Linked DNA regions of Mus musculus: regions 1, 3, 4 and 5 are each linked to region 2. A link is a loop called in an ENCODE intact Hi-C map of the cell type or tissue named here. Cell type or tissue: gastrocnemius. All regions are shown on one strand. Region 1 overlaps Palld (palladin, cytoskeletal associated protein). Region 2 overlaps Palld (palladin, cytoskeletal associated protein). Region 3 holds the start of Gm51576 (a long non-coding RNA gene). Region 4 overlaps Palld (palladin, cytoskeletal associated protein). Region 5 overlaps Anxa10 (annexin A10).

Region 1 (4,000 bases), 160 kb before region 2:
TCTCAGCTGAAATGCCTAAGTAAAATACTGATTTCTTTCAGCCATGCCCTCAAACTTCTCCTGCATTGTTTGTTAAATGGTAGGACTCTCCCTGCATTAAAAGGGCCAGAGTACATGTTCTTTTTGGTTCAAGATATTCATAGGGTTAGCCCTTAATGCTGAAATTTGCCCCACAACCTCTTCCAAAATGCTACTTGTGAAATACACAAAAGAATTGGTCTACCTCATTTTTATGGAAGAATAAAACAAACCAACCAACAAACCACAGGCACTCCTTTGAAGTGGATGAGATCCGTAGGCCTTTTCTTTAGAATGAAAAAGTCCCACCTACTCACATCGTTGGACAAATCATTTTAAGAGGTTCCCAAGTTGTCAGGAACTGCACTGGGTCACACTTCCCAGTGCACAGTGTTTCTGTACGCATGGAAATAAAAGCTGAGTGGCTGCTGCCTTCCTATACAGAGGTGGTCCGTGACATTTCTGCACATGTAGCCTAAGCAAAGCAGCGGGAGCAAAGGGGTTAGTTGTCGCTGAGGCCCTGTTCTAATGCTATCCCCCCTTCTTTTCCCTTTCTCACATAAACAGAACCCAGATCGACAGCTGAACCCGGTAAGAGTTTTCTGCTATTGGGGGGTAATGTATCTTTTGGTTTTCAGGGAGTCTTTGTCTCTATTCGAAAGCCACACACCACACTAAATGATGTATTTGCAGTTCCTCAGAAACACAAAACCATCTTGAAAACAATGTCTTCTTTATCACAGGGTCTGTGCACTGCAACCTTCCTCGTCTTTATTAGTAAACCATGCTGCTCAGACAAGCGCATTGGGCTTGGCGACAGACGGCTTTTTCAAATACAGTGTTTTATTCTCAGACTCGTGATCCAAAAGGAAAACTTTCTGACGATCCAGTAGAACAGAGAAATTTGCGGCAGGCTAGGCTTTTGCTGACCAAAACACACTGTAAGACTCCATGGCTCTTTGGTTGGTCACCCAGTCTTTGAGAGCACCTAATCCTGTAGAGACTTGATACTCCAGGGTGGGGGGGACACTTGAGGGGGCACCCTCTCAGAGGTGAAAGAGAGGGAGAAGGGAGATGGAAGAACTCTTTGAGGGGGGAAACTAGGAGGGGGTAGCATTTGGGATATAAATAAATAAAATAACTGATTTTTTTTTTTAAAGAAGACAGCATAGCTTAGAATGTGCCTGACTGAGGGCTTTAGTGGAATGACAGAGTGAGCCTTGAGGCATTGCTGTCTACTGCTGAAGCCATAAACTTTTACTGTTCCATAAGCTTGAAGAAAGTCAGCGTGTCCTGGGAGCTCTCTTCATTACCAGGTCATCTGACCTCACCCAAGTGCTCTGTTATCCAAGAGTGTGGGGGCTGACTTCTCCTCTGCCTTTGACCTCTTGTATATTTATGAGTCCCCACGGACCAAAAAAACTGTGTGTCCAGGTATCTCATAGTGTGCACCCCCACCCCACCCCCAAGATTGTTTTCTTTTGTATTTTTCCCATCAGCAAAGACACAGTCCACTATTTCTTCACAGAGGTTAGAAAAACATGTCGTTTTCCTGTTTCTGCTGTTCTGCTGTTCATGCTTCTGCTGCGGCGGCAAGCGGATCCTGCCAAACGTGCCTTGGGAGCTATGGCCCTGCCCTGACCCTTGCCTGAGAATTTTAAGGTTCCCAGTTAGCTATAACAGGGCATGATACTGTCCTGCCCCTGAGCCTGTCACATCTGAGTATCAGGTCGTTAAGAGCAGAGTGTTCTTCATTTAGAACTGGAAGTTGAAAGGTTGATTCTTAACATCCTTCGGGAAGGACTGGAATTGACCTAGTGGTTCTGAGTTACAACTAGAGCATGCCACCCCATTCAGTGTGGGGGCTACCACTTCAAAAACTGCTGTCACTTTCCACGATGTGGAAAGAGACCGCTTTGTGTTTTACTTGTGATATGTCTTTGTGTAAACTTGCTAGGTCCCCAGTGTATGGAACGTCTGTGTGTCACACAATGCATATAAAAAGTAAAGGCCAGCATGGTGACTGTCACTCATTGATGGGCTGGGCAGGGCAGAAAAAGATGGATTCCTAAACTCCACTGCTCAATTAGCCCAGCCAAGTCCATGAGATTTGGTGAGAGAGTCTGTTTCAAAAAAACCTAAGGGTAGCAGGAGTAGGTAAGGATGCAAGGGCTAAAAGCACTCGGTGTCCTTGCTGAAGACACTGGTTTGGCTCACATAGCAGCTCATAGCCATTTGTAACTTCTGTTCCAGTAGTTACAGTGCCCTCTGCTGGCCTCCACAGTCATTTCACACACATGGTGCACTTAGGTGCAAGCCAAACCCTGATACATGTAAAATGAAGGTAAATAATTTTAAAAATAAATAAATAAATAAATAAATAAATAAATAAATAATCAAATAATAGTAATCAAGGAAAGATATCCAATGTCAACCTCTACTTTCTACAGACATGCACATGCCCATACTAACAAACACACAGATCACACAGATGCATACACACACACACATATACATACACACACACACACACACACACACACACACACACACACCAAAAAGGAAAAGAAAACAGTCAGGTTATTCTGCCAACAAGTAAGTTCAGATGAAAAAAGCTAATGGAAACAACTCCCACCGCTGCCCCATTCCCTCACGACCCCTCCCATAGACAGTCTTAGTACTCCAGTTACAGCTTGTTTTGCTTTAACAAATAAAAGTTCAATCATGAGTTACTTAATAAAATTTGTTCTGGATGCTCCAGTCCTGTAGAACTTGCTTGAATGTCTCTTGGATGAGTGTGGTGGTACCGTGGTGTCCTAGCTGAAGGCTAAGGACATGCAAGGCGCTCATCTTCAGCTCAACGGCTTGACAGTGCACACAAGATTTTCCTTATCATGTTTGCCGAATTCCTCATTTTTCTCCTCCCTTTAATTATATCTGAAAGTATTTTAAGACAAGAGAATCCCCCATCCCAACCATAATAACAGCATCTGCTAAAAGCAAGTGTACCTTGGCAGAGAAATATTTTGAGAAAATTTGTCAATGTAAGAAAAAGATGTAGCTGGGAACTATTAAAAAGAAGACAAACTTCCCCTGGTCTCTGAGACGTTCGCCACCATCATATTTACCACAACAACTGGAAACATTCCTTTCATTGTCCCAGTGAAACACTAATACATTCCACTTTGGGAACTCTACACTTGTTATGCAGTATTAAATAAAAACTCATGATCATAGCTTTTTAAACAAGAACAACAAAAACCCCATAAATGTGACTAGTCACATGACTGCTTTTATGAGTTGGACAGAGTATAAATTAAAAAATCAAAACAAAAAAGTCTATTTTAAGACATATTTGTATTTAAGCAAAGTTGAACATACCTAACAAAATGAAGTGTGAGGGTTTTTTTTTTAACTTCCAAATGTTTCCCTTGTGTTGTGTTGTGTTGTGTTGTGTTGTGTTGTGTTGTGTTGTGAGAGAGCCTATTTCAAAACAAGTGAAGGTTAAGAACAATTGCTGTTTTTGCAGAAAAGCCTGCTTTGTCTCCTGCCTATCACACAATGGCTCATATCCATTTGTAACGTCTGTTCCCAGCAGTTACAGTGCCCTCTTCTGGCCTCCACCAGCATTCCATACACATGGTGCGCTTATTTTAAAGTATCAGTGCATACACATAGTGCACTTACATTTTTATTCTATGGTACATATAAAATGAAGGTAAATCAATCTTTAAAAATGTAAATAAATGATACATAGATACATACATACACAGACAGAAAGACAGGCAGAAAGACAAATAGTGTGGAAAGAAATCAAAGAAAGACACCCAATGTCAACCTCTATTTTCTACAGACATGCACACATGTACACATGCCCATACTAACCAACTCAGAGATGCATCTTTACATATCATGGGAGTATGTGTGTATGTGTCTGTGTGTGTGTGTGTGTGTGTGTGTGTGTGTGTGTTTGTTTAAACGA
Region 2 (4,000 bases):
GCATGAGGGACACAAGCAAGGCGCACTACCAATGGGAGAGTTTTAGGTCCGATTTTCCTAAGCGGACATTAAGGTGAAGGCTGATGACATAACTGGAAAAAAGCCTGTGTAAGGACCCAGAAGACTATGAGTATGTCTGTTAAATGACTGCGTGAGACTGAAAACTGAATTCTAAATCATAATTCATGGGCCTCTATTGGTACCATAGGCAAGTTTGCTTCCTGTTTCAGCTTTGTCCCCTATCCTTAAATCTCAAGGTCTCTTCCCAGTGAGGAGAACAAAAGTTAAAGAAGTCACGGCTTTTGTGTTTCCCTAAACGTTAACTCTGGTGTGCAGGGGCAAATTTGACTGGACTAGATGGACCTGGAAACTAGGCTATTTCCCTCTATAAATATCAGGAGACTCAGTCACAAGCAGATGAAATGTGCGGGGTTTGCTGAGCTGCAGAACAAGGCTGGAATGAGACGGTATGTTTCTACCAGAGAAAAAAGAGAGATGTTTCTCCCTTTATGTCTCCTTTTAGAGATATGAGTACAGGAGTGTCTCCTCCCACTTCCAGTCCACACCTTTCAGTGGCCCGGGGCTGTTGCCTACATTAAAAAACTCCAGTTGTCTTAGAACTAGCATCAGGGCAGGAGATCGCCTCTCTAAGCCTTTGCATTGGGGTAGGATGTTGTCTCAGTTAGGGTTTTACTGCTGTGAACAGACACCATGACCAAGGCCAGTCTTACAAAGGACAACATTTAATTGGGTCTGACTCACCCAGAGGTTGAATCTGTTATCCTCAAAGTGGGAGCATGGCCGCATCCAGGCAGGCATGGTACAGGAGGGGCTAAGAGTTCTACATCGTCATCTGAAGGCTGCTAGCAGAATACTGGCTTCTGGGAAGCTAGGATGAGGGTCTTAAAGCCCATGCCCACAGTGACTACACCTCCTAATAGTGCCACTCCCTGGGCCAAGCATATACAAACCATGACAGAGAGTGACTCCCTAAGCATTCAGGAAAAACACCTACCAGAATCAGGAACGTTCAAGAAGGATTCAGAGAAGTGTGGACCATAGGGAAGAAAGACTGCTGGGAAGACTAGGTGCACAGTCCCCAGGATAGGTGGCATCACTGACGACCGGTGTAGGCAGTGGAGCAGTTACAAGGTCCTTGCAGTTTCTGCTTACGTGCTTCCCAGCAGGGTTAAACAGATCAATAAGAAATCAAAAGTTGGTAAGCCCGTTACTTCTTTACATGGTCAATAATGGTGTCGGTGGATGATGCTTTGATACCTTTACAGTAAGCTTTCTATTATTATTTAGAAATATCCTGCCTAACGAGATATATCCAAACAACCATTTCTTTTTCCTTTTTATTTATTTATTTACTTATTAGATATTTTCTTTATATACATTTTAAATGCTATCCCAAAAGTTCCCTATACCCTCCCTCCGCCCTGCTCCCCTACCCACCCACTCCCGCTTCTTGGCCCTGGAATTCCCCTGTACTGGGCATATAAAGTTTGCAATACCAAGGGGCCTCTCTTCCCAGTGATGGCTGACTAGGCCATCTTCTGCTACATATGCAGCTAGAGACATGAGCTCTGGGGTTAGTTCATATTGTTGTTCCAACTATAGGGTTGCAGATCCCTTCAGCTCCTTGGGTGCTTTCTCTAGCCTCTCCATTGGGGGCTCTGTGTTCCATCTTATAGATGACTGTGAGCATCCACTTCTATATTTGTCAGGCACTGGCATAGCCTCATACGAGACAGCTATAACAGGGTCCCTTCAGCAAAACCTTTCTGGCATATGCAATAGCAAACACCCATTTCTTGTACCTCTGAAATCCTTCAGCAGCTGCGAACACTAACACTCCCCGAAGCTAACCACTACCCTGAGCATCTGAGTTGAGAGTTCTCTTCTTTTATGGCTTTCCCCATGTCTATGTTTCCCCGAGTCTGTTTATCCAACCTTCACATGTCTCAGAATCACCCAGAGAAGTTATTAAATACAGACTGCTGGGCTCCAGCCCAGTTTCTGCTTCTTCTGAATCGGGTTTGGAATGATGTTGCCGATCTGTCACTAATAGCTCCTCTGGGTCATGGTGACCCCTTGGTCTGTTCACTCAGAGTGCACCAGATTTTAGCTTTTGCCTCTTTATACTTTATACGTAGTAGTACTATATGCATCCTTCTGTGACTTGCTTTCTTGCTTTTTTTTTTTTTTTTTTTTTTTTGTGAACGCCAAAATTCAACTCTGTTGAATAGGGTAGTGATGGGCTATTCATTTTCCATTTACATAGTTTTTCCTCTTTCATTGATTTCCACCCACTGAGGTAATCAGGGAAGAGGCAGAGAAATAGGAAGCAGTTTACTTAAGACACCAGCAGGGGTCCACACCTATCCAACACGCAGCATTGGTGCCCCCTGGTGCACAGTGGGGGAATTGCTGTAGCCCTTGGAAAGAAAAGTCTTGCTGCTGATACTTACAGTGTGACCTACTGCAGAAGTCCAGATTTAAGGCTTACCATCCATTGTAATGCCTGTCATAGCCCTCTTGTGTAAAATCACTCCAAAGGTCTTATAACACAGACTTGCACTAGTCAAATAGGACTCGTGGAGACAGAAGGGGATGTAACAAATGTGACTCGAGTTGAATATCCCTAATGTGAAAATCCAATTTCTGAAACCCTTTTCAAATGCACACTGTTTTGAGCATTCACATGATACTGGAAGGGAGAAATCTCCTGTGATGGGTCATGGTCAAAAGGCAGGCACACTAAGAATTCTATGTAGAATGCCCCTTATAGACATATAAAATATATAAGACACAATGAAGGATTTTCACCATTTTTAGACAAAGTATTGCATGGCCCGAGCTGGCTTTGAACTTGCTATGTAGCCAACAATGACTTTGAACTCCTACCTTCCTGACCTCCAACCTCCTAGTGCTGGGATAGCGGCAATTACAGAACACCCAGTCTTTTCCCTCTGCTGAGTATAGAACTCAGGTTTTTATGCATGCTAGGCAAGCACTCTACCGACTAGGCTACATCCCTAGATTCTGACCCCCAGATATACCTGGCAAATGATGCTACTCCTGTATTGCTTATAATGAGGCTTATAGCCTTGTCATTGGATACATTGAATTATGAAGGACCAGAAAATTTTTAAAATCATAAGAGAAATTTGTCCTTTTTAAGTCCTCTCAACATTCACACGTTGCATTCATCTTTATATATTTTTATGTGTATTTTTAAGCAACTTTAAGAAGCTTGCCCAAGATCAAGGCTGAGTCTGTTTAAGCCTCATAGGAAGACACATCAGATTTTCATTTCATGTTGCTACTCCCTAGGATTGAAACACAGGTAGTTTCTGTCTGTGGCATTTACCTAGCCACTGAATATGCTCCCCTATGGGTGTCCGAACCTTCCTCAAGACCAGGTTCCAGTTAGTGTTTCCTGAACTCCTGAAAGCACCTTCTCTTCATATGAGTAGTTGTAGATGCTTTAAAAGGATACACTATGAAGGCCATCTATCTATGCTTCGTTGAACTTGAAGGCTGACTTGGACTTGTGTGTATGCCCAGCAGTTAACTATACTTATGCCTTTGTTGTGCAGGGGGTTCCCAAAGAAGTCCAGTAGAACTGCTAGAATTGCCTCTGATGAGGAGATTCAAGGCACAAAGGATGCTGTCATCCAAGACCTGGAACGGAAGCTTCGCTTCAAGGAGGACCTTCTGAACAATGGCCAACCGGTACTGATGGATCAGGGGCTTAACTGGTACTGATGGAACAGGGGCTAGCCAAACGGTACTAATGGAACAGGAGTTTAACCAGTACTGATGGAATAGGGGCTTAACCAGTACTAATAGAACAGGGCCTTAGACTTGGAACCCCAGCCCCGCCAGCCAGATCTCCTCTGGTTCACTCAGGCTCACGTTCATAAGACTTGTCCATGAGGCTCTGTCATTATCTCTGAATTCCAGTATCCCTCTTAGTGAGTAGGAGAGACAC
Region 3 (4,000 bases), 150 kb before region 2:
TTGTCTTTTTTAAGACTTATGTATTTAATATATATGGGTGCTTTGACTGCACGTTCATCTGCACACAGGAAGAGGGCATTGGATCCCATTATACTGTGAACTGCCATGTGGGTGCTGGGAATTGAACTCAGGACCCCTAGAAGAACATTCAGTGCTTTTAACTTTGTATTAATTAAGCTTTGTCATTGATTCAGTTTGTGTTATAGAATGAATCTAGCTTGGCACACCCCATTTTGACATTGTACGGGAATGTTTTTGTGTCAACTTGACACAGGCTAGTGTCATCAAAGAGGAAGGATACTCAGTTGAGGAAATACCTCCATGAGATCCAGTTGTAAGGCATTTTCTCAATTAGTGATCAATGGAGGAGGGCCCAGCCCTTGGACTGGTGGTCCTTGGTTCTATAAGGAAGCAGGCTGAGCAAGCTAGGATAATCAGCCCAGTAAGCAGCAGCCCTCCATGGCCTCTGCATCAGCTCCTGCCTCCAGGATCCTGCCCTGTCGAGTTCCTGTCCTGACTTCCTTCAATTATGAACAGCAATGTGAAAGTGTAAGCTGAATAAACCCTTTCCTCCACAACTTGCTTTTTGGTCATGGTGTTTCATTGTAGCAATAGAAATCCTAACTTAGACAGACATCTGATTGAATACTAAGATAAAAATAATGGTACCTCAAACTACGTACGGTGATCATATTTATGTATGTCTTTTGAAGCTGTAATTATCTTGTCGAATTAAATAAATAAGTTCTTTGTGTTTGCTTCTGAAGAAAGATTAAGGGGTGCTGGGCTATGGAGAGACTTAGATTATAAAAGGAGAGGCCACTTTTTATCTCTTGCTGTACCTGGTTTATCTTTGTCCTTACTGCTTATGTTTTTATATATAAATGATTCTTTTAGTAAAGAAAAAGAATTCTTGTGAGGTATCACTTTGACCATAGTTAAGACACCCCCCCCCCCCCCCCAGTGTTTGAAAGATAAAATATGTTTGGAGGCAAACTTACTTCTCTTTGTTGATGATGGTTAAGTTGAAAGAAGAAGCCTTATACAAGCCTGAGAGCTGCTTTAAGAGGGTAGCTGGAGGAGGTTGGGCTGACATCACATGACTTCTCAGTTTCCCTCTGACAGATTGTCTTGGTCTCTTTGCTTCCAGAGGAGATCTGCACCCTTGTCATTGCTGAGAGTTTCCCTGAAGATGCAGGCATCTTTACCTGCTCAGCCACAAATGACTACGGCTCAGTGACCAGCACTGCACAGCTTGTTATAACCTCCGGTATGTGGGAATCAAACACACCTGGGCCCTCCTCCCTGGCGTTTGAGTAGTTTCCTAAGACAGGCATCCACTGTCCTAGGAACAGGGCCCAACCCTCAGGAATGTTCATGACCACTCCAAGAGTTACCTTAACAATCAGGTGTCTCATCTGTAAACAAAGGGCTTTAGGGGGTGGGGGGAGGGCGACTATTGGAGGTGGAGGTGACACACAAGGTAACTAACACTCACTAGCTCATGGGGCCAATTTAAAAAAAAAAAATCACCTTCATGCTAAGCTAAGATCTCTTGCCTCAGAAGGTCACCTCTAAGTCAGAGGTGTAGTCATGGTCCTCAGAAGTACAGAGAACCTACAAAAACCTGTCCAAATGTGTCACTGCATAAACCAGGATTTTAACTTGTAAGAGAGGAATGCAAACTAGTGAAATGCGAGAAACAGGGGAAGATCTTAGAAAGCAAATTTCATCACAGTAGTATATTAATGTGAGCAATGAACAACTCTGATATGAAAGATAAAAGAACAGAACACAGGGACATCCAAACTCAAAAACAAATCCACCAGGGAAGACAAAAAGAAGAAATAAAATAGATCTGTACTTTTATTTGTGTTTTTCTGTGACAGTGTTCTGCTCTGCAGCTAGCAGTAGCTGCCTCACCTTTCAAGTGACTCTTACAGAGATTTAAAACTGAGCCCTTTGACCAAGCCTAGCACACAGTAAAACACACAGTAGGTATCAGGGAGAGTGGGTGGCTATTCCACTGCCTGGATGACTAGAACAGCAAGAGATTGGGGGCTAGGTGGCAGCAGAGGCACAATCAAGACAATCTTGGGGATTATAAAGGCCTGTTCATTAAGATAAGTAGGGAAGGGTTCACCTTACTGGGAAGTGGTGGATATCAATGAACACTGTAAGGGCAGTCACTGGAGTTACATAGCAGGCAGTATCCCAGCATATTAATTTCCAGTTGGCTTGGAGAGTGTTCCATCAAATGATCACAGCAGACCCCAAGCAATAAGTACAAAAGCTAGACTCTGTCAGTTTGAGTGGCAAAACCTGGAATCGAAATTTTTTTTCATGTCAGTCTCCTATATGACAAACACTATCAATAATTTTTTTGGTTTTCTGCCTACCTCAATAAGCATTTCTTGGCATACTTAGAAGGTCTGCTGGGCTCTCATAAAATGATTCAGAAAGGGTATGACTTCAAGATATGTCCCCTCTAGAGAAAGCAACCTTTTAAAATCTGTTCTCTACTAAGTTATAATTGAGACGACATAATTTCCTATCTGACATGAAAATTTTCTAAACACTCACAAGAATTTCAAGAATTTCACTTAGATTCAGAACTTTTCTCCCCCCTAGCTTCAGAAGGGATGGCTGCATAAGCCTATTTTAGACCTTGAGCGCTTTCAATGAGAATGGATAGGATGGCCAACAGGATTCTTCATCTGGGGCTGAGAGGATAGAGTACTTAAGTTGACACTATTAGCAATGTCATTATTTGATGATACCATATCTTAAACTCCTAAGGAACTTTGTTAAAGAATCCGTAGGAAGTTTTACTACAGGTGAGCTCAATCCAGGAATGAGGCAAGTAGCATCCAGTCTAAGCAAGGCAATTCTCCCCCATCCTTCCCTAATGACACACAAGAAACTCCCACTGGGTCTATGTCTTAGATAGGGTTTCCACTGCTATAGAGAGACACCATGACCAAGGCAACTCTTATAAATGACAGCATTTAATTGGGGTTGCCTTACTGGTTTTGATGTTCAGTCCATTATCATCATGGTGGTAAGCATGGCAGCGTCCAGGCAGGCATGGCTCTGGAGGAGCAGAGAGTTCTACATCTTGTTCTGAAAGCAAACAGGAGAAGACTGGCTTCCAAGTAGCTATGAGGAAGGGCTGAAAGCCCACCCCCAAAAGTGACACACTTCCTCCAACAAGGCCACACCTACTTCAGCAAAGCCATACCTCCTAATAGTGCTACTCCCTGGGCCAAGCATATTCAAACAACCACAGTCTATGAGTATGAAAAGCATTTGTTGAGCTGGGGCGGTGGTGGCGCATGCCTTTAATCCCAGCACTTGGGAGGCAGAGGCAGGTGAATTTCTGAGTTCAAGGCCAGCCTTGTCTACAGAGTGAGTTTCAGGACAGCGAGGGCTATACAGAGAAACCCTGTCTCAAAAAAAAAAAAAACCTTTGTTGAACGGGTAGCAATTTATTATTTTTCCTCTGCCACCCTCCTTTCTTAGCCAACAACGAGAACTGTAGTTACGACTCAACAGGAGAACCCAACAGTGATCACTTCCAACACTTTCCACCTCCCCCTCCGATCCTGGAGACAGGCTCCTATGAGCTGGCATCCCAGAAACCATCTGAAATCCAGCAGGTGAACAGCCCCAATTTAGGATTTAGCATGGCAGCTCTTCAAATGCAATTCAACACTGCAGAGAGGGAGACCAACGGAGTCCATCCCAGCCATGGAGTCAACGGGCTGATTAATGGCAAAGCTTATGGCAATAAATCTCCTCCAACACCAACTGCCCTGCTTTCACCCACTAAGGAACCACCGCCACTCCTTGCCAAACCCAAACTGTGAGTATTTCTGCATGGCTTTATAATACTTTCCATATCCCTGTGCAATTTCCTCTCCGTTTAGAAAAAAGCTTTCTCCAGGACCAGAAGGTGTGGTACAACTCTCCTTCTGCTGGCAAGTTGTCCTTAGCTGGC
Region 4 (4,000 bases), 340 kb before region 2:
GTCTTTAATGCCAACTCTTTTCATAGACTGAGGCTGGAGAACTTCACAAGTTCAAGGCCAAAGTCAACCTGAACTACATGGTTACACATATCTCCAAATAAAAACAAAACCAGAATATTACAACTTTTAAAGATTAACATTTAAGAATCGGTGTCCACAAATAAAGTGACATAGTCGTGCTAATTAATTTATATCTTATGTATGGCTGGCTTCATGCTAACATGCCATCTAATAACTATAAGAGAAGTGCTTCAGCCACAAAGTTAAAAACACAATACATTTATACACCCTGTCTTTTAGAGAACCGTTTGGGAATACTTAGTATGGAGCAGACATGTACTCTCAGCACCTGAAAGTTAGGATGTGGTTATTGCTACCTGTTATAATTATGTCGAATGAATGAATGAATGCATATACATGATGTGACTGCACATAAAGGTTGAGACAGTTTATTGAGACATAAATAAATAAATACACCATAACTGATAAACACAATACTTAATCTTTCTATTTATAGTAATTAAATGAGGGAAATCTGAGATTGTTCATTTGCCAGTGGTGGATTAGGATAATGCGAATAAAATCAGTGTACTGGTTGCCTTTTGTCATCCTAACACAAACCAGAGCCACCTGTGAAAAGCAACTCAATTGAGAAATGGACTCCATCAGATTGTCCTGTGGGCATGTCCGGGGTCCTGTTCTTGTTCTATGATTGATGTGAAAACGCTTAGCCCACTGTGGGCAGTGCTACCACTGGGCAGGTGCTCCTGAGTTGTATAAAAAAGTGAGCTGAGCAAGCATGGGGAGCAAGCCAGTAAGCAGCATCCCTTCATGGTCTCTGCTTTAGCTCCTCCCCCCCCCCACCCCCTGGGTTCCTGCATGAGACCCTGCCTTGGCTCCCTCCATGATGGATGGTAACCTATAAACCAAAAAAAAAAAAAAAAAAAAACCTTTTCTTCCCAAGTTGCTTCTGCTCATAGTATTGATCTCAGTAACAGAAACCAAACTAGGACAGTCAGAGTTACTCTTTGCTGCATTGAGACCACCAATGAGCTTTGTGGTGAAGAAAGGCACACAAAACAGCCCCCTATGTGTCCACTGTGGAGCCGCTGGAAGCATCCTCCTCTCCTTGTATCATTTGGTAGTAGTTACAGCGAGCATGTCAGCCTACAATTACAAGCCATGCCAGGCATTGTAACCCAGCCTATAGCTCTCAGACCTAGAAACAGAGATAAGAAGATTGTGTGTTTAAGGCCAGGCTGAGCTACACAGTAAGACGCTACGTTGAAAACCTAAAATAAATGCTTAACGAGTTGTAAGTTGTAAGCCCACAAATATTTGGTCTTTCTTCCAATTTATAGAAGAAGATTGCTATATTGGTTCATCTTAATGTTTCTTCCAATTTGTTGTTACTAGCGATATGTAAAAAAAAAAAATCAGGAGAGGGGTGATTAGCAGTGATGAAGATTCTGTGTTGTCTTTCAGAAAGCAAGGACACAGGTTTCCTGTGCCTCCAGCCTTCCTGCTACAAGCAACGAGTGTGTGGAGATTGCTCAAATATGTCAGAGACTTCCTCCCACGACTCCTTCTATGACTCCTTATCAGACGTGCAGGAAGAGGGCAAAAGTGCTGACTTCTTTCCAGGCCTCTCTGCTTTCCTCAGCCAGGAAGAAATAAATAAAAGCCTTGACCTGGCACGCAGAGCTATAGACAGCTCTGAAACTGAAGATTTTGACTCTGAGAAGGAGATCTCGCAGATTTTCAGCAAGTCTCCCATAAGCCTCTGCGAAACTCCTTCCCATGAGGAGCCGAAATCAGGCAAGCAGACTTCCTCAGAACGACCTCAGGATAGCAGGCGAGCACCTGTCCAGCCTCTAACAGGAGATCAAGCTGAAAGGATCACTTCCCCAGGTTCAAAGAGAAAACCCGGGGTATCACCCCTGCTGGCCAGCCCCAGCTACATCCGGAGCCTCCGCAAGGCTGAAAAACGAGGTGCAAAAAATCCCAATCCAAGTTCAAAGCCCAAAACTGCCCAGCAAAGCAAGGCTGGCCCCCAGAGCCAACTGTGCGACAAGGCGGCTAGTTTCATCGAGGAACTGACCTCCATATTTAGAGAAGCGGCAAAGCCAAGGAACAGAAGCCCAAATGGTGAGTCCTCATCACCAGACAGTGGGTATCTGTCTCCTAAAAATCAGCCATCAGCCCTGATGAGTGCCTCAGCCAGTCAGAGCCCCACTGCAGACCAGCTAGATCAACTGGAGATGGACGCAGAAGTCAAGCAAGCCCAGGGCAGCCTTTGCTACCAGGCCCACCAGGCCTCGGAAGAGACCTTGCCACTCGCTCACATCCCGCACCCACAGCCCCAGAAAGCCCGCCACTTGCCAACTGCACCTAGGTTCATCCAGAAACTGAGGAGCCAAGAAGTTGCTGAAGGAAGCAGAGTTTATTTGGAGTGTAGAGTCACAGGAAACCCAACGCCCAGGGTCAGGTAAGAACTCTTATTACGAATGTAACGTGATTTTATTGACTTCCGGTGTGACTTCAAGGGAGACGAGAAATTTCATGGATTGTGCGTCCTGTGGTCTCTGCAGTAGATTTGCTCAAAAATCTGCTAAATCAAAAGCGGGCCAAATAGCCAACACCACTAGGTGTCCCAGGTGGGGCAGGTTTTGCCGTCACTTGAAGAGGCAATGAGAAAAACCAGCTGTTATATAGGAGTGCAGATTTTACAGAGCCTAGGGAGTGTAAAATATCAAAATGGTTTATCCAAAGTATGAAGAAAAGTGAGTGGTTTTAGTCATGAGTCACTGAAAAAGGTAAAAAATTATCCTAAAGCTACAGTTATCCAGAGGAACAGAGATGACAGTGTACAGAAATCAAGCATAGATAAATCCTAAAATAGACATCCAGTCTAAGGAATGGGTTAGTATGCCTTATTAGTGAGAGACAAACACACACCTGCATCTCCAAAGTGTAGCAACCAGAGTAGGCAGAATTTCTATGTAGGAGAACAATGAACCAAGTCCATAGCACAGCAGGTTGGTTTTCTATGCTTAGCCACAGGGCATAGCCAAAGATGACAGCGAATTGAGTGCATACCTGGAGCCCAAAAGCACCCCACATGCCCATTATGATTCTTTTAAATTCTTCTTTCTAAGTTATAGGCTGTATACCTTCTCCCGTACAATAAACGTTTAAGAGAGGGACCTTACAGGGCTTACAGGATTGCAGGGCTTACAGTCAGGGATCTTCCTCGGACTCGTCTCTTAAAACAAGAGGCTTTTGAGACTTGCTGTCTTCAACCATGAGATGAAAATGTAATAAGGAATCACATTCTATTCTATGATGTCTGAATTAAACCATATGTAAAACAATAATGCCTTGCTGTGGCCTTGTAGCTATCATTACCCAGGCTCTTCAGCGTGTCTAATTTCTTAATTGCAAGTCAGGATTAGACTACAAAGATGGGCATCCATTGGGTTATTTGAATGTTTTATCCAATCTATATAAATGTTTATGTGAATGCAATTGTTTTGTTGTTGTTGTTGTTGTTGTTGTTGTTGTTTGAGACAGGGTTTCTCTGTGTAGCCCTGGCTGTCCTGGAACTCACTTTGTAGACCAAGCTGGCCTCGAACTCAGAAATCTACCTGCCTCTGCCTCCCAAGTGCTGGGATTAAAGGCGTGCGCCACCATGCCTGGCATTATATAAATGTTTAAAAGCAAGTTCCAATAATTTAGTTTAGGAAAAGAATGAAATGGACAAGGTCAGCTACACAAGGTCAAAACAGACCTCATGCGTTTTTCCTTCCTGTGTGAGCTCATGCACACATCGCTGGCATGGATTTCACAATCATTGCTTAGAATAAATTCACTATTATTCACTAGCTAGTTTACACTGTCAGCTTTTACTGTAATGCTTGCTATTTTAAGAAACGAACAGCAGGGGGCGGTAAAAACCTTCTTAATGTGTTTGCTCAGACACATGGTTCTGGATTCTGTT
Region 5 (4,000 bases), 520 kb before region 2:
TATTCATCAAGACTATTCCAGTGTTCACACTTAACATGTACTCTGTGATTTGTCAGCACAGACTACAAAAAAAATGTACATAAAGAATCATTGTGAAGTATCCTATAGTAGGTGCATCAAATGAACACTTAGACATGTACTGAATAAACAATCAGTCCCAAGAAGGTCTTGGCATAGAGCTGAAGTGTAAGTCACAGCACTTTTATAAATAATCTAGTATGAGATTTTTAAGCAAGTACCCTATGAAAAAGATTTGGTGGATTTCTATGATACACCTAAAGATATATGATATGAAGGCTTTTGTCTATGAATGTTTAGATAGATAGATAGATAGATAGATAGATAGATAGATAGATAGATAGATAGAATTCATCAAATTCCAAATAAATATAATAGTTATATATCTATCACATGTCAGCTAGTTAGCAAAACAGTTAGAGTAGAACTCATGTCATTGTAATCTCAAGGCAGCCCAACTGATGTCAAAAAACAGTGGGCCTAAGGGTCATCAGCAATACCAGGAAATATCTATCTGGTTCATCCCATCATTCAATACTGAATAAGCACCTACTCATTTCCAATATGGGTGGTACAGGTGGAATAGTGAATTAACAAAGCCAAGAATAGCAACACTAGCCTCTGCTTTCTGGAACCTTCCTTCCAGAAATCACTTCTCAGGTTTACTTGTCTCAGTAATAAAAGTGAGATAAAGATGAAGAGATGGTCTCATGACCTAAAATAATTACTAGAACTATAGAGAAATACTAGTTCCTCATTTATTATTCATTTATGTAATTAATCTATTAACATTTCAAATAAAGGCTTATTGGTGGCCTACAGTCTGAACTGATATTTTACAGGGACAACTGTTGGATAGGTGCTGGTCTGTTCACAACCCTAGCATTTATAATCCAATGATATCTAAACCTGGAGGAGGCGCTTTACATTTGTAACGGTTTATCCTTAAATGACCTACATTCTAGTCACAAATCTTTCAGGGATCAAAAAGCTGCTGGTATAGACCAGTTTTTGAGGTTATCTGAAAGAGCAGCGTTCTGGAAGGTGAATGGATTATATGTGTTTGATTTTATATCTCGCACCACAGTTTTTAAAAATTAATAGTAATGGTCATATGTTCAGTGAAGGTCATTTGTCATTATAAAATATATTGACATGCTGTGCTTCTCAATAGAGTGTGGCTAGTGTTGCCATCATTCTAAGCCCTGAAATTATAATGCAAGGTGATGATGGTGGAAAATATGTAAGTGCTCTATTTCCTGACTTCTGAAGAATTACCTCTCGTCATTCCTATTTGTTCCTTGTTCTCTTCCTCTCTAGTTCGTTGTATCCAGGACAAACCAAGCTATTTTGCTTATAAATTATACAGGGCAATCCATGTAAGTATAACACATATATTTAACTTATTCAAAATTAGTATCTATTATTTTTATTTCAAAGAAAATATGTTCAAGTAAAAGGAAACAAGTTAAACACCAAAAGCAAAATTCATTAAATACGGATAATCTCTGCTTTCTACAACATAGGTACATAAGACATGTGATACTTCATGGTCTTTCATCCTCATATACTTTAGAATCTTAGTATTTACCATTTATTTAAATTGATAATTCAAATGTGCCATGACGGTGACAACTAATGCCTTCCCTGTGTATGACCTGGGCAAATAACCACCATTATTGATTCCAGCTATGCCCTGATTCAGGAAACTTGGTCAGATATTTTGTTGTTGTAATTACCCCAAATTATGAAATCTTAGTAGATTTATACTCAAAATATTCTGATATGGGAACATTAGATTATGTTGAGTGGCCACCAGATGTCACCATTATTCCATGTGAAAAACATTTGAAACTTCCCTGGGGGGAGCCCCAGGCATCCCATAGCAGTGAGAGCAATGTTGAAGTCCTGTGGGCTCACAAACAAATCACTACTGAAAAGGAAGAGCTTGCATGCTGGACAAGCCTTTGAAGTAGTAGTCTCTCTACCCACATTTCTGCTGTTTTTAGGATTTTGGCTTCCATAACAAAACTGTCATCAGGATTCTCATCGCCAGAAGTGAAATAGACCTAATGACCATAAGGAAACGTTACAAAGAGAGATTTGGAAAATCCCTCTTTCATGATATCAAAGTAAGTTTGCTCTTCATAATTGACTTTACCTCACATATTCTTTCTGGACTGTAAATAAAAGCTTTAAATTCAAACAACTTGCTGTAGGGATCTAAAAAGTTCCATGTCTGCCAAGGACGGTTAACTTAAAGAACTCAGAGTTCAGTGCTTTAACAAACATCAACTTGGAAAGTCATTGCTCCACAGAAATAAAACTTTTTGATCTTTGCTTTTAAAACAAAAAAAAAATTTATGTAATTGTAGAAAATATTCCCTCCCTATGACTGTGTTTCCAGGTTTGCCTTCTGATGTGAACAGCAGAGGGTGTGGTAGTTTACCTGTAATTTCACCTGCAACCCTCACACTAGATCTACTGAGGTGGCGGGTGGAGGACTGACACTTCAGGGTTCCCCTCAGCTCCATAGCAACTGCAGACTAAGATCCACTATCTGAAACCTCTCAAAACACAAGCAAGCAAGCAAAGAAACAAACAAAAACAAAAATCAATATTTTGCCATGGGAATTATTAACTACTGCCTGGCAACACTCCTCATAAAATCACAGAAAACAAGGCATCCAATCAAACACCATCAACTGCCAATTTGGAGAATTTTATTACTGAACATGTAAAACTCGAAATGACCAATCACTTCACCAATCAGAGGGCAAGGAAATAATTCAAAACCAAACAAGCTAATTTCTTATTCTGGTCTTCCTAAAAAATTTAAAATGTCTTATATAACTTGGCAAAAAAAAAAAAAAGAAGAAGAAGAAATATATGGACCATCTATGCAATTTGTGGGTGCAGTACAAAATCAATATGTTTAGTTTCTTCACCAAAGAAAACCAAAAAGGTATTCAGGATGGAGAGAATAGAGCAGCAGAACACAAGCCATAATTGAGACTGTGTTTTATAATTGATACCTTGGACAGTCGCATTGTTTTCAAGTGAAACTCCCAGTCACAAGAAAAAACCAGTTTAGCTCCTTGTATTACTCAAGACATAACCCTCAACATCTCAGAGACGGGAGCCACAAATTCCAAAGTGCTTTCTAAGCCTTTGTTGGAATCAAAATGGCTCTAAGAAATTGATGCACCAGTTAAAATCAATTTGATGGGTTTTTTTTTTAATCTTTGATAAAATGTTCATTATGTCTGTCTTGAAGTCTGAAAACTGTTAGTGGTGATCAACATGTACCAGTGAGTCAGAATTCAGTTTCCAAGTGAACAAGCTAGCTTGTTTATACTATTTGTAACTATTCCTAGCCATATTGAAGACAAGTTATAATAATGCGATGCTACTCTGTGCTTTTAAATCTGTGGGTCTTAATTAAACAGCTTTGTGTAAAGAAGCATTAATATGATAAATGATTTTTATGAAAATGGATTCTATAATGGCATTCGTTCAGCTACCTATTCTGGAGTATTTAGACTTGATGAAAGAAGATAAAAAGAAACAAAGTTGCCCTAATTTTCTACCACAGACACCCAGTAGTGAGATGCTTCTAGGTCCTGATATGGCTGGAAACCTTGTTTCCCCACATTCCTACACTGAAACCCTAACACTAAGGAGATGGTTTTGGGAGCTGAGCATTTGAGAGTTAAGTCAAGAGGGTGGAATCCACAAGTAGAGCTATTTTCCTTTGGGGGAAATAAAAAGCTCCTGGATGTTCCTTTGTCCCTTCTGCCATGTCAGGCTGCAGTCAATAAAGAAGTATTCACAAAACATTTTGTCACTTAGATCTCCCATCCTCCCTAACTTAGACATAAACTTCTGATATTTTAAGCCAAGTCGATTGTGAAAGGCCCCAGAAGACTAAGGTAGCTACTGTTGATCTTTTTCACACGTACATAAACAGTAACATTTTGCT

What was found. A loop is a pair of places that touch in the nucleus more often than their neighbours do. Peaks named below come from ENCODE experiments on the same cell type or tissue, not always from the same donor. Only the 100,000 strongest peaks of a DNase experiment are listed, where the experiment ranks them.
Region 1: a loop joins it to region 2, with 4 times the contacts of the local background. A loop is called at or near these places in 29 of 42 quality-filtered maps.
Region 3: it touches region 2 in a loop (4-fold over the local background); 29 of 42 quality-filtered maps call a loop at or near these places.
Region 4: a loop joins it to region 2, with 5 times the contacts of the local background. A loop is called at or near these places in 38 of 42 quality-filtered maps.
Region 5: a loop joins it to region 2, with 3 times the contacts of the local background. A loop is called at or near these places in 16 of 42 quality-filtered maps.

The regions. Positions count from the first base shown.
Region 1 is chr8:61,698,779-61,702,778 of GRCm38, reverse strand. It overlaps Palld (palladin, cytoskeletal associated protein), which reads left to right. Exons shown (of 22, transcript NM_001293772.2): 8 at 586-609. Among named protein-coding and RNA genes, the nearest start is that of Gm51576, 15 kb to the right of the region's middle. In gastrocnemius, CTCF peaks have their summits at 2,282 (motif pointing left) and 3,634 (motif pointing left); a DNase peak (open chromatin) is centred at 2,288.
Region 2 is chr8:61,538,429-61,542,428 of GRCm38, reverse strand. Palld (palladin, cytoskeletal associated protein) reads left to right here. Exons shown (of 22, transcript NM_001293772.2): 12 at 3,606-3,741. Among named protein-coding and RNA genes, the nearest start is that of Cbr4, 53 kb to the right of the region's middle. In gastrocnemius, a CTCF peak has its summit at 2,402 (motif pointing left); a DNase peak (open chromatin) is centred at 2,416; H3K27ac peaks cover 361 bases.
Region 3 is chr8:61,684,600-61,688,599 of GRCm38, reverse strand. It overlaps Palld (palladin, cytoskeletal associated protein), which reads left to right. Exons shown (of 22, transcript NM_001293772.2): 9 at 1,151-1,270; 10 at 3,523-3,865. It overlaps Gm51575 (a long non-coding RNA gene), which reads right to left. Exons shown (of 3, transcript XR_003947553.1): 3 at 3,854-4,000. Gm51576 (a long non-coding RNA gene) reads right to left here and starts at 3,059. Exons shown (of 3, transcript XR_003947554.1): 1 at 3,028-3,059; 2 at 1,002-2,322. In gastrocnemius, a CTCF peak has its summit at 2,052; a DNase peak (open chromatin) is centred at 2,069; H3K27ac peaks cover 1,041 bases.
Region 4 is chr8:61,875,401-61,879,400 of GRCm38, reverse strand. It overlaps Palld (palladin, cytoskeletal associated protein), which reads left to right. Exons shown (of 22, transcript NM_001293772.2): 2 at 1,486-2,488. The coding sequence starts at 1,560. Among named protein-coding and RNA genes, the nearest start is that of Palld, 25 kb to the left of the region's middle. In gastrocnemius, a CTCF peak has its summit at 3,943 (motif pointing right); a DNase peak (open chromatin) is centred at 3,940; H3K27ac peaks cover 318 bases.
Region 5 is chr8:62,058,406-62,062,405 of GRCm38, reverse strand. Anxa10 (annexin A10) reads left to right here. Exons shown (of 12, transcript NM_001136089.2): 10 at 1,339-1,397; 11 at 2,028-2,150. Among named protein-coding and RNA genes, the nearest start is that of Anxa10, 63 kb to the left of the region's middle. In gastrocnemius, a CTCF peak has its summit at 1,824 (motif pointing right); a DNase peak (open chromatin) is centred at 1,870.